Linked DNA regions of Mus musculus: region 1 is linked to region 2. The links are chromatin loops, found by intact Hi-C in ENCODE. Cell type or tissue: left cerebral cortex. All regions are shown on one strand. Links, peaks and the distances in the headings refer to the core of each region. The heading gives the core; the rest is flanking DNA. Region 1 has its middle 75 kb from the start of H2al1a. Region 2 has its middle 29 kb from the start of H2al1a.

The links. A loop is a pair of places that touch in the nucleus more often than their neighbours do. Peaks named below come from ENCODE experiments on the same cell type or tissue, not always from the same donor. Only the 100,000 strongest peaks of a DNase experiment are listed, where the experiment ranks them.
Region 1: it touches region 2 in a loop (6-fold over the local background); 3 of 42 quality-filtered maps call a loop at or near these places.

What each region holds. Positions count from the first base shown.
Region 1 is chrX:11,221,151-11,226,535 of GRCm38, reverse strand. No RefSeq gene overlaps it. Among named protein-coding and RNA genes, the nearest start is that of H2al1a, 75 kb to the left of the region's middle. In left cerebral cortex, for the core only: no CTCF peak of the experiment used is centred there; a DNase peak (open chromatin) is centred at 3,072.
Region 2 is chrX:11,267,156-11,272,540 of GRCm38, reverse strand. No RefSeq gene overlaps it. Among named protein-coding and RNA genes, the nearest start is that of H2al1a, 29 kb to the left of the region's middle. In left cerebral cortex, for the core only: no CTCF peak of the experiment used is centred there; DNase peaks (open chromatin) are centred at 3,278 and 4,557.

The sequences.
Region 1 (5,385 bases), core at 132-5,131, 46 kb after region 2:
ACAAAATGCTTATAGGTGTTATGAAATAGACAACATCGCCTATGAAGTATACGTTTCAAGTGTCTTTAACATGAAAAAAAGAATAGGGAGACTTTTCCAAATTCTGTGGGATTTAAAAGAAATAAACGAAAGCAGTATGTGCTCCTTGGATTGTGTTCTGATTTGAGCAAAAAACTCAAAAACAAACAAACAAAAACTCACTTTTAAGGAAAAAAAACTGGAGTGTTAAAGAATTACTCTTAATTTTGTTAATTTGTGTGATAATGGCAATATGATCATGTTTTGTTTTTATTATATAAAATCACACTAAAAGTTTTAAAATCATTTTAAGAGATGCACACTGAAGTAGAGTCATGTATCACTTATTGATAGGGATATGATTTGGGAAAGAGATTTTGATGCAACTTTACCATCATAAAAACATCATGGTGTGTACCCACACAAACCTAGGCCATATAGGACAATCACTGATTGCATGTGACCTTTTCATGCAGTCAAGAGACTCAGTAAACACAAGAAGACATATGAAGCTGTTGCCAGAGTAACAAGACGTCTTGTTTTTCAGCAAACTTCCTTTTTACAAAGAGGAGTACACCTTAAATTAATTAAAGAAACAACCATATAGTAAACACAAAATTGAGTAATGTAGCTACTTCTTACATCAGTAAGTATTGTACCCAGAGTTGTGTAATTTTGTGTGACTGGTAGTGCAGTGGGCCTATTTACTCTTATGTCCCCAGAAGCATAAGCAATGGATTGCATGATGACAGTATGATGGAGAAGACATTGGTAGCTAATAAAAGTTAAGTTTGGGCTACTTTATTATTCTGTATTTTTAAAGATCTATTTATTTTATTTTATATGTATAAGTGTTTGCCAGCATTCAGGAATGTGTGCCAAGTGCATGTCTGGTGTCCATAGAAGTCAGAAGAGGGAGTCAGGTCCCCTGGAACTGGAGCTAGAAACAGTTTTGAGCTGCCACGTGGGTGCTGGGAATGGGATGTAGGTCCTCTGGAAGAACAATAAAGTCTCTTAACATTGAGCCATGTCTCTAGCCACCTTTAGCACATATTTATAGCAATACATTACGTATCTCATCATGGCATTGCCATACATATATGATATAATTTGATTATATTTATCCCCTACTACCTCTCTCTCTCTCTCCCACTGTTGAACCCATTTCTCTTTCCAATTTAGTTCCCTTCAACTTATTAAAAAAAAATCCAGATTGCACATATGAGAGAAAACAGGTGATATTTGTTTTCTGAGTCTGGCTTATTTCTGGTAACAAGATGATCCACAGTTTGGTCTCTTTCCCCCAAAGCATGATTTCTTTCTTCTTTATCGTTGAATAATTTTCCATTGTGTATAGCTACCAGCTTTCTGATCCATTCATCCACCGAAGGACACCTTATCTGACTCTGAAACGTGCCTATTGTGAATAGTGCCACGATAAATATAAGTGTTTAGGTATCTCTATTATAAAAAAATTCACCTCTATTATAATCTTCTGGGACCATGGAATATGTATTTGTTGTTGGCAATTTTTTTTGCATGATGTATGACTGTACTTAAGGATGTATATAATTCCGGGCCAGGTGAGATACTACAGGAGGGTTTAATAAGAGAGACTATTTATAGAGTATAGTCAGAGTGTAGGGAAACCAATAAAGTATTCCGAAGCACACCAGAGCTGCATGTGTTTCCAGTCACCAGGGTCTTAAGGGACAGAGGATGGAGCAGTTACTAGAATTTCAAGAGTGGTGTCTACAGCTATAGATGGTGTCCTGACAGAAGCTGTGGGCTTCAGTGAGAAAACCAGTTATTGCCGAGTCTGGACTCATTTGACCTTCTGTTGGATCATCCCATAGTCCAAATCTAACTGAGAGCCAAAGATTTCCCATACTCAAGAGAATAGGAGGAGAGGGAAAGTGGCAGGGCCAAAAGAAAACGATTCTGCACAGGATAAAATACGACGATGCCTGGAATCTATTTTAAAGTACCTTAGGAAAAAAGCAGATGAGGCGAACATGACATATGTTAACAATTGTTAAATCCAGATGGGAGAGCATGCACATTTGCTATATTAGTTTTTCTACTTTCCTTTATATTTGAATTTTCATAACAAAAAGTAAAAAGAAAGTGAGAGTAAAATAAATATAGACGTTTTAGAACAAAGTCTGAAAGAATTTACACTTATGATCCTAACTGGCAGAATTACTAGAGGATTTACTTCAGAGATGAAACTTAGAAATGAAACCCAGAAGGCAGCTGTAGGAGACGAAAAGCAAGGATGAGTGATGAACCTGGGTAAACATGTGAGTAAATCTAAATGAGCATTAGCCATAAAATAGCTAGAGACGACTAGAGATTACAGGTCAGCATGGAAGGCTCTACTGTAATGAAGACACAGAAAAGAGGACAGAAGAGGAAAGGAGGAGAGAAAGGCTTCTTGAGGAAAATGGACAACTGATGAGCTGAAATTTAAAGGACAGAAAGGACTGATTGAAGAGGAATCTGAGAGTAGGGAGAACTCAGGATGAAGGCATAGCACCAGAAGGCAGAGATAATTCCAAGACTACAGTTTTGATACATCTAGCAGTGGGAGGTCCCTTTGGGGGAAGAGGGATGTAAACACAAGAGGGCCATACTCAATGGGCCTGTGAAATGGTAGCTCTGAGGGGTCTCCCATCCAAGGTTGGAAGACAATGTAGGATTTTAGGCAGGGGAATGTCCTGATCAGATGTGCATTTTAGAAATGCAGCCCTGGGCTCACATTTGGAGGACTGATTGAAGAGTTCAGAGGGGAGGTAGCTCGCAGTCAGAAGGCACTGCAGCAATCAAGGTGAGGCAAGAGCAGATCTGATCTAAGGGAGTAGCACTGGAGATGGAGAGGAAACTGATTCAAGAGATACTGAAAAGGTCAGATGATGAAAACCCAGTGACTGATTGGAGGTCAGGTGGTGAGGCGTGGCTGTTGACTTTGCCTGGGTGTAGTAGAGAAAGAAACCTGTGCAAAGAGAAGATTGGGAGGAAAGATGATAACTCAGTTTTGTCCGTATAGAAATTGCGGGTTCTGAAGCTATGAGTCAGGATAAAGCCATATATATCTAGCCTACATTCAGACATGGAGAAAATGAGAGGAGGACCAGGCAAACCTTGTCTAAACTTACATGAGGAAAGAAAAGCATTTCCAGAGCATTCTCCATCATGGTCTTCCATCTTCTTGGCTGGAATGAATTAGGTCCTAGTGACTTCAGGACTTGGAGGCTGAGGAAAATGGAGAAGGAAATTGTTGTAATTGGCCTATACAAACTGTTGTCCCATTCCTGAGGACAGTGTGCTGCTCCTACATAAAACTGGATTTCCGGTAGCAAGGAAAGGACAAAGACAGGTGAGTTAGATAAACCACAAAGCCTGCTGTTATCATGTAATTACACCAACTAGGGCTGCGGTCTGTGGGGTCATGGAAATAGCCTACTGTCAGATATTTGATCCTGAAGCCTAGAGGTCAGAACCAGGAGATGTCCTACCTCCTAGCCAGCCCAAGTATATGCCCAGGGTCTGACACCAGAGTAGGCCACATGTGATGGGGAATACAAGCCAAGTTTGACAGAAAGCTTCTGGCCTCCATAGACTGTGTTGGAACCCAGGACCCATGCTTAATGTGCATATGGGGACTTGATGGGCTTCCCTGGACAGATTTGGGGAGGCAGAGGACATAAAGGAAGGAAAATGAGGTCAACAGTACGAATTCTTCTTAGATGTGGCTAAAAGAAACCTTTTTTTTTTTTGAAGGTAGAACTTAACTTCATTCATGGTTTCAGAAGACATCTGTAATCGACAGCATAGCTGTATGAATGGCTTCGTAGCTATTTGTGGGAATTGTGAGACAATTGGTCACTTCTTGACATTCAGGAAGCAGACAACTCAGCTGGAATCCGAAGACTCACATCTAGTAACCCACTTCTACCAACTAACGTCCTATGTCCCAAAGCCTCCATAACTTCCAAAATAGTGTCACCAACTGGGAATAAGGTCTTCAAATACATTAGTTTGTTGGAGATACATCACACACACACACACACACACACACACAAATCTTACATTGTATATGGAAGTACTGATGACTGCCATGTGGCTATATAGATTATGTGAAAATTCTCAAGAGCTGAAAAAATTATTCTGATACTTATATAGAAAATTAACTATTGTTTAAACACCCAGAAATAACCTTTACTGAGGATAAACCTTGGTGTCTTTTCTCCATCTTAAACTGGCTTGAGTTGAGTTTCTGTTGCCTGAAAGCAAAATATTCTTGACTCATGAGTGCAAATGAGTCAATCTTTTGGGTTGGGAGAGAGATGTAATGCATGCTAAGAAATCATCCCTAAAGGATGTAATGCTTTCCAGCCTTAGTCTCCTTCTGAGTGTAAATGTCAATAACTCATCCTGTCCCCAGCCTCTCACCTTCATCCCTGCAAAGTCTTAGGTCTCTGTTGCATTTGCTCATCCAGGACAGCAGTCTGATCCCCAAGCCAAGCCAGATGCCTGCAGCTACGCTTTCTGGGAATCAATTTCATGGCTGCTACCTGCCTGCCTTGGGTAGCTCTGCCCAGCTGTCTCAAGGTCCCTCCCAGCATTGTCTGGCTGGTCTTCATTATAGCAGAAATTCCTCAAGAAAGAGTAAAGATGGTATCCTTCATCCATCTTTCCAACTTCCATAATGCCTCGTACAAGGTTCCCCTCAAAGTGTTTGTTGGTTTTAATTCTATTAACTTGAGTAGGAGTATAATTTAGTGGTCAGGAGAATAGCCTCCAGAGTAAGACCTCCCAGGTTCAAGTCCCAGCTTTGCCACTATTAGCTCTAAAACCTTGGGCAAGTGATGTTCGGCATCTTTTAAGGGGACAATAACAGTGCTTTACCACCCTAAAGATCACCTTGAGAGCACAAAACACTTAAATTGATGTGTGACTCACAGATAGCACTAGGTGCTTGCTCTTGTTATTTAGGTTGAGATAGTTAAGGCTGCTCCTGGGGAAAGCAGGACTTGTTTGGCTCATTACTCCACCTTATCCTTTATTTCTTTCTGCTTCTTCAATGGACACCTTCCTTATCCTAAAACCTTACCTTAGTCTCCCACCTTGCTTTGCCATCTATGTCTATTCTACATTGGTCCCTCTTTCCTCTTCATCCTCCAAATCTTTATTTTTTCTTTTTTCTCAAAGTCTGATTATTTATTTGCTCTTCTTAAAAATCTATTTTTGACTGGACACAGACTTAGAAGTAGCAGCCCCTCACCAAGAACAACCTATGTCTCTTGGTAATCTGTTTCTGGCATTTTTTGTTGGCATCCTTCATTCTCTTGGCCAAAAGTTTAG
Region 2 (5,385 bases), core at 203-5,202:
AGATTCCACAAACTCCCCATATAATACTCTCTGTTGAAGACCAAGCATTCAAACATTAGCTTATGGGGTCATTTTATATTCAAACCAAAGCAAGGAGGATAGAGAAGTAGAGGAAAGAAGTAGAAGATTATGTTCAAGCCTGGCACAGAACTTGAAGGACGTTACCTCATGTTTCTATTTCTGCGTAACAAATCACCCTAAATTAGTGGCTTGAAGCAGCATTTTGTTTGCTAATCCTTCTCCAGTCAAGGCTGAGGTCAGCTGGGTGACTTTTCGGCTGGCCCTTTTGGTAATCCCTCTTTAGCTAAATTCAGCTGGCAATTTTTTCTGGAGACTGGATTCATCTGAGCTTTTCTTTCTCCAAGTGGTCTTGGAGTCTCTCTGCCTCTCCACACAGTGATGTCATGTGTTTTTTTAGAGAAAGGCAGCCAAATGTCTTAATTGGAGACTCAGAATCCTAGGAACACCAGAGTAGAAGCTGTCAGGTGGTCTTTGGAGTTAGGCCTGGAACCACCACTTGCCACCACCACTGCATTCTGTTGATTAAACCTAGCTGTGGAACCAGACCCAATTGAAGGGAGTGGACTTTCCAAAGGCCTGAATATCAGGAGACTGGGTTTACTGGGGCAGACATATGGTGGACCAGCTAAATGAAACTGGGAAAGGCACTGGGTAAAAGCAATATAGGCAAAGACACAGAAGCAGGTCAACCCATAGCTTTCGGGAAAATGTTATACATTTCAGCACTGTAGAAGGGAAAGTGTGCAGGCAATAGTGAGTTACTGGCTATGATCTCTGTGTGTTCTTCCGTTTTTGTTTGTTTTGCTTGCTTGTTTTGTTTTGTGATGTGTTTTGTTTGCTTATTTGTTTGATTGTTGACTTATTGTTTTTGCCCCTTGACTTGACCCGGTGTCTGTAGGTGCTTTCTGGTTTGTTGAACTCCCATGTGAAACAATTCAGCTCTTCTTTGATGTGTTACTTGATGTTTTGGTTATTATGACAAAGTATTTGAGGTCATCAACTCAAGATGAGGAAGGATGTAGTTTGGATGACTGTTTTACAGAGACATGGCCAATCTGTGGGACCATAGGCCACATGTGCCCCAAGACAGCTATGAATGTTGCTCAACACATTTGGACATGATACCTTACCACAATGTCAAAAGGTTAGACACCTCCTAGTTTTAGAGATTTCAGTCAATGACTGATGGGTTCTCTTGCTCTGGGATTATGGCAAGGCAGAGCAGCATAGGGGAGGGAGTATGTGTTAAAGCAGAGCTCATGGAAGCTGGTAAGCAGACATGGGGTAGAGGCTGCAGTTACAGTAGCTCCTTGAAGGACATGACCTCAGTGACATAACTTTCTCACTACCCTCCACATTCTGAGGGTTCCAGCCCTTCCCAGCAGCACCATAGCCTGACAACCAGCATAAGAACCTTAGGGAGACATTGAACATCCAAACTCTTAATAATTGATCATAGCTCCAACAATTGATCATAGGAATTTCAAGGTTAGGGCAGTGTTACTATCCAGTCACCAATGCTAGTTTCTATTTTCCCTGGTCACTAAGGTAGTGTACCATTCTCAGATTCCTTTGTAGCTAAAGATGGCCATGTCAACTGAGTTCTAGTAGACTGGTAGCATGCATGCAGTCGCTCACAACTTTGTCCGTATTCTGATATTTGATCTTTCACATTCTTGCCCCATTCCAATTGACTGAAAATTGGGAACTCCAACAAAGAAGTTCAGATTGAAGATGATGATGGTGTGCAGTGGAAGGCACCTGGGTTCTTGGATCACTGAATTGGCAGGTGTATTCAACACAATTAGGTTCCAGGTGTCAGCTTGTCACATAAGAATGAAACCACTTTTTTATCATTGATAAGCCCAGACTTGTGACGGTCTGTAAGTTACGTCAGTCAGCATTACCCTAGCTAGCATGAGTAGGATCTGAGGAGATGGAGGCTATGTGGGGGAGGAGGTTGAGGAGAGGAGGGAGGAGTAATTGAGGCTTAGGTAGGGTCAGCCAAGTATAGGAAGAATTCTTTGAATGAGATCATGATCATCTTTCTTTGCACGAGGTCCAATTTACCTGGAGGAACATCAGGAGCCTATTTCAGGTGGACTCATTGACATATTCCCATCTGAAAGTGTACTGTACTTTTAGTTTTTCAAGGGCCTTTGACAGCTTGTAGCCTTGGAAACTCTCCATGGAGAGTATATTGACAGGAAAGCAATGCGGTAGCTTTTTGGACAAGTTAAAGGACCGGAATATTATATTAACATAAAACACTGTGTATTTGGTTCTCTGTTGTAATCTGATTCCCCCGAGCAATCCTTCAACGTTTCACGGACAGAATTCCCCCTCTTTTTTTTTTTCCTGAGTGGACAAAAATGAGGTTGAGTTGACACGAAAGATCTTACAGTTAAGTGCAAGAGACCTGGAATCCACATCTTCTATTTCTAGGCCATTTGTGTGTGTGTGTGTGTGTATATATATATATGAATGAATGTGTTGAGGCCACACCCATGGTCTCTCACTCAAAGCTTCTAACTGGACAGCTCTGTGGGTACTGCATCTCCTCCCCTTCCAGGACCCATGTCTCTCAGCTTGCCCACTTGAGGGCTGGTTCTGGCACCCTGGAAGCTTACTTAGCTCAACACAGGCACAATTTGGAAATGCAAGGAAATATATAGGTCAAGGGCAACACATTTGTACCGAGGGACAAGATATAGGAGTAAATATTCTACTCACCCAAGGAACAAATGCCTGAGCCCCAGAAAATGTCTACAGCTCTTTAGTGCAGTCCAAATTGACTTTCCTCCCTGACCCGCCTCAGTCTCTAAGCACCCTCACCTCTGCTTTGCAGGACCGTCTCCCAAAGCTAACTGGCTGCTTGTGCTAGTCTCAGTCTGTCTCATGCAGTAGCCTTAGACTAGGGGAGTGAGAAACATGGGAAAGGAGGAGGTTGTTTTTGTTTCCTTTGTTCTTCCTGAACTGGCCTCAGACAACCTGTTCTAGCAGCGCTGAAGGGTAATGCCCATGGGCTTCTTTTACTAGTCATGTCCTGCCAGACTCTCTGTTCCATCCCAGGCAGTTGGTGGCCCCTGAGGGTCTGGACTCTCCTATGCATTGGTGACTTTGCTCTGCTCCCAGCTGGCATCAAGAATGACAAGGAACAGCTTTGGTTCCAAACAGGAGCAGATGCTGCCAGCATACCAACTTCTGCCAGCAAATTGGGGGTTGGGACTGGGCAAGAAAGCGTGATCACTTGCTCGGGCTGCCACAGTCCCCAGTGTCCTCTGTAGCCAATAGTCACCAGGGAGGCCAGGGTGATAGAGATGTCAGCTCAGCAGTGACTACTTGTTGAGACAAGTTTAGGATGGCATGGTGCCACGGAGAGGAACAGAGGGACCTTCACCAAATGCCAAAGGGCCCACAGGCCCAGATCTGATATGCTGAACCATGGTGGCCAGTTATGCAAAAATGCCACCTGTGGACTCTCTCCCAGAACAGCTGTGTTTATTTATCCTCAAATTCATTCATTCACCTATATAGTGATGCTCCTTATGTGTCTAGGGCTGTGCTATGAACTGGGCATGCAACAAGGAAAACTGACGATATCTTTTCCCAGTCATTTGCATGTATAATATGAAACAGAGACATCGCTTGACCAAACCTTTATTGTTTTTGAGAAAAGGGCTCTCTATGTAGCCCTGGATGGCTTGGAACTTGCTATATAGACCAGGCTGGCTTCAAACCCACAAACATATCTGCCTGTCTCTGCCTCCTCAAGTACTGCAGTTAAGGCATGCACCACCAGTACCTAGTTTGATGAAACCTTATATATCTCTAATCATATGGCAGCAGGTGGTTTTTCTCTTACTCAATCTGAAACCTATGAGTGTATGACAGTATGCTGAGACTTTCACATGTAATTCTAGCACTTGAGAGGTAGAGGCAGGAGGATCAAGACTTGAAAGTCATCCTCAAGTATATATCAAGTTCAATGCTAGCCTGGGCTACGTAAGACCCTACAACCAAGCCAAACAAAGTCAAACAAAAACACTGTTCTTTAGTGTGCTACAAGCTCCAGAGTTATGTAGACACAGACCACGCTTGTCAGTAAGAATACAACAGGCTTAAATACTGTCAGCATCCAATATCCAGCAATATCTGTAGGCCAAGGAGGCATGAGTCAATCTGTGGTGAGTCCTAGGAAGGTTTATAGGAGTGTTCTTCAGGGGGTGATGGCGGTGGCTCTTTGCTTCTCTAACTTCATCTTATCATAGTCTGCAGCTCCTGAGTACACGCAGGCGAGGTTTTGCAGATGGGTTTTCCCTCTTTGGAGGCAGAGAGGCATGGTATGGGGCGGACAATCCCTTCAGCATCTATGTGTGCTTCTTGCCTGGGCTGCCAAGCGTCTGCGAGTGCTGGGGTTGGGGCTTGGGCTTCCTGCTTATCTAGGAAAGGGCCAGATCCCAGCTTCAGTCATGGTTGGTCTCCAGGGTTACTCCAGCTCCGGTTCTTGCAGACACTATTTGGAGCAGCTCCCAAGCCATTAAAGCCTTCCTCCTGGGGAACTCCACAGCTGTGGGAGAGGAGGAGGAGAGGGGGTGGAGCAACCAGTTCAGATTCACTTCAAAGCAGAAGTGGAACAATCCCCGTTACATTATTAATCCCCGGAGCCATGTAAAGTTTCATCTGTTTTCTCTCAACGAGTTTTTTACAAGCTATATTTCCTAAAAGCTGCAAGACCTACAACCAAATGGTGTCTTTCACATGTGTGTGAAAATCTTGGGATAACTCCTGTAGGGCAGAGGACAGGGCCACAGGTTCTAATCTTGCTTTTGGCACAAAAAGCCAGGTGTGTGAAAAGCGGTGAGCCACAGTCCCTCTCTGGGATGCCCTATCTGTAAGGGTTAGGCTTTGGCAGCAAAAACAGTACTCAAAGTGTCAGCAATAACACAGCGATAACAAGTAGTGCCACACATCTGGTGGATGGCCAGGATATGACCGGAAAATCATACCTGGGCTTCAGGGTTCTGGTGTCAGAAAGAATCCTGCACCACCGTCCTGACCAACAGGCCAGGTAGGTGTTATGGTTTAAATGTCCAGCCCTTTCCTAAATTGCCAGGCTAGAAACCATATTCCCTAACCTGCAGTGCTGGGAGCTGGGGCCCTCTGGGGAGCATGTAGGTCAGGTGCTCTGCCTTCATGAGTGGACTCACATTCCTCTCCTAAGTGCTCATGGGGTTAAGTTCACTGCTTTTGCTGTTGCTGTTGCTGTTGTTGTTGTTGTTGTTGTTGTTGCTGTTGCTGCTGCTGCTGCTGTTGCTGTTCTCCCATATGAGGACAATTTCCCTCTCTTGCCTTTCTTTCTTC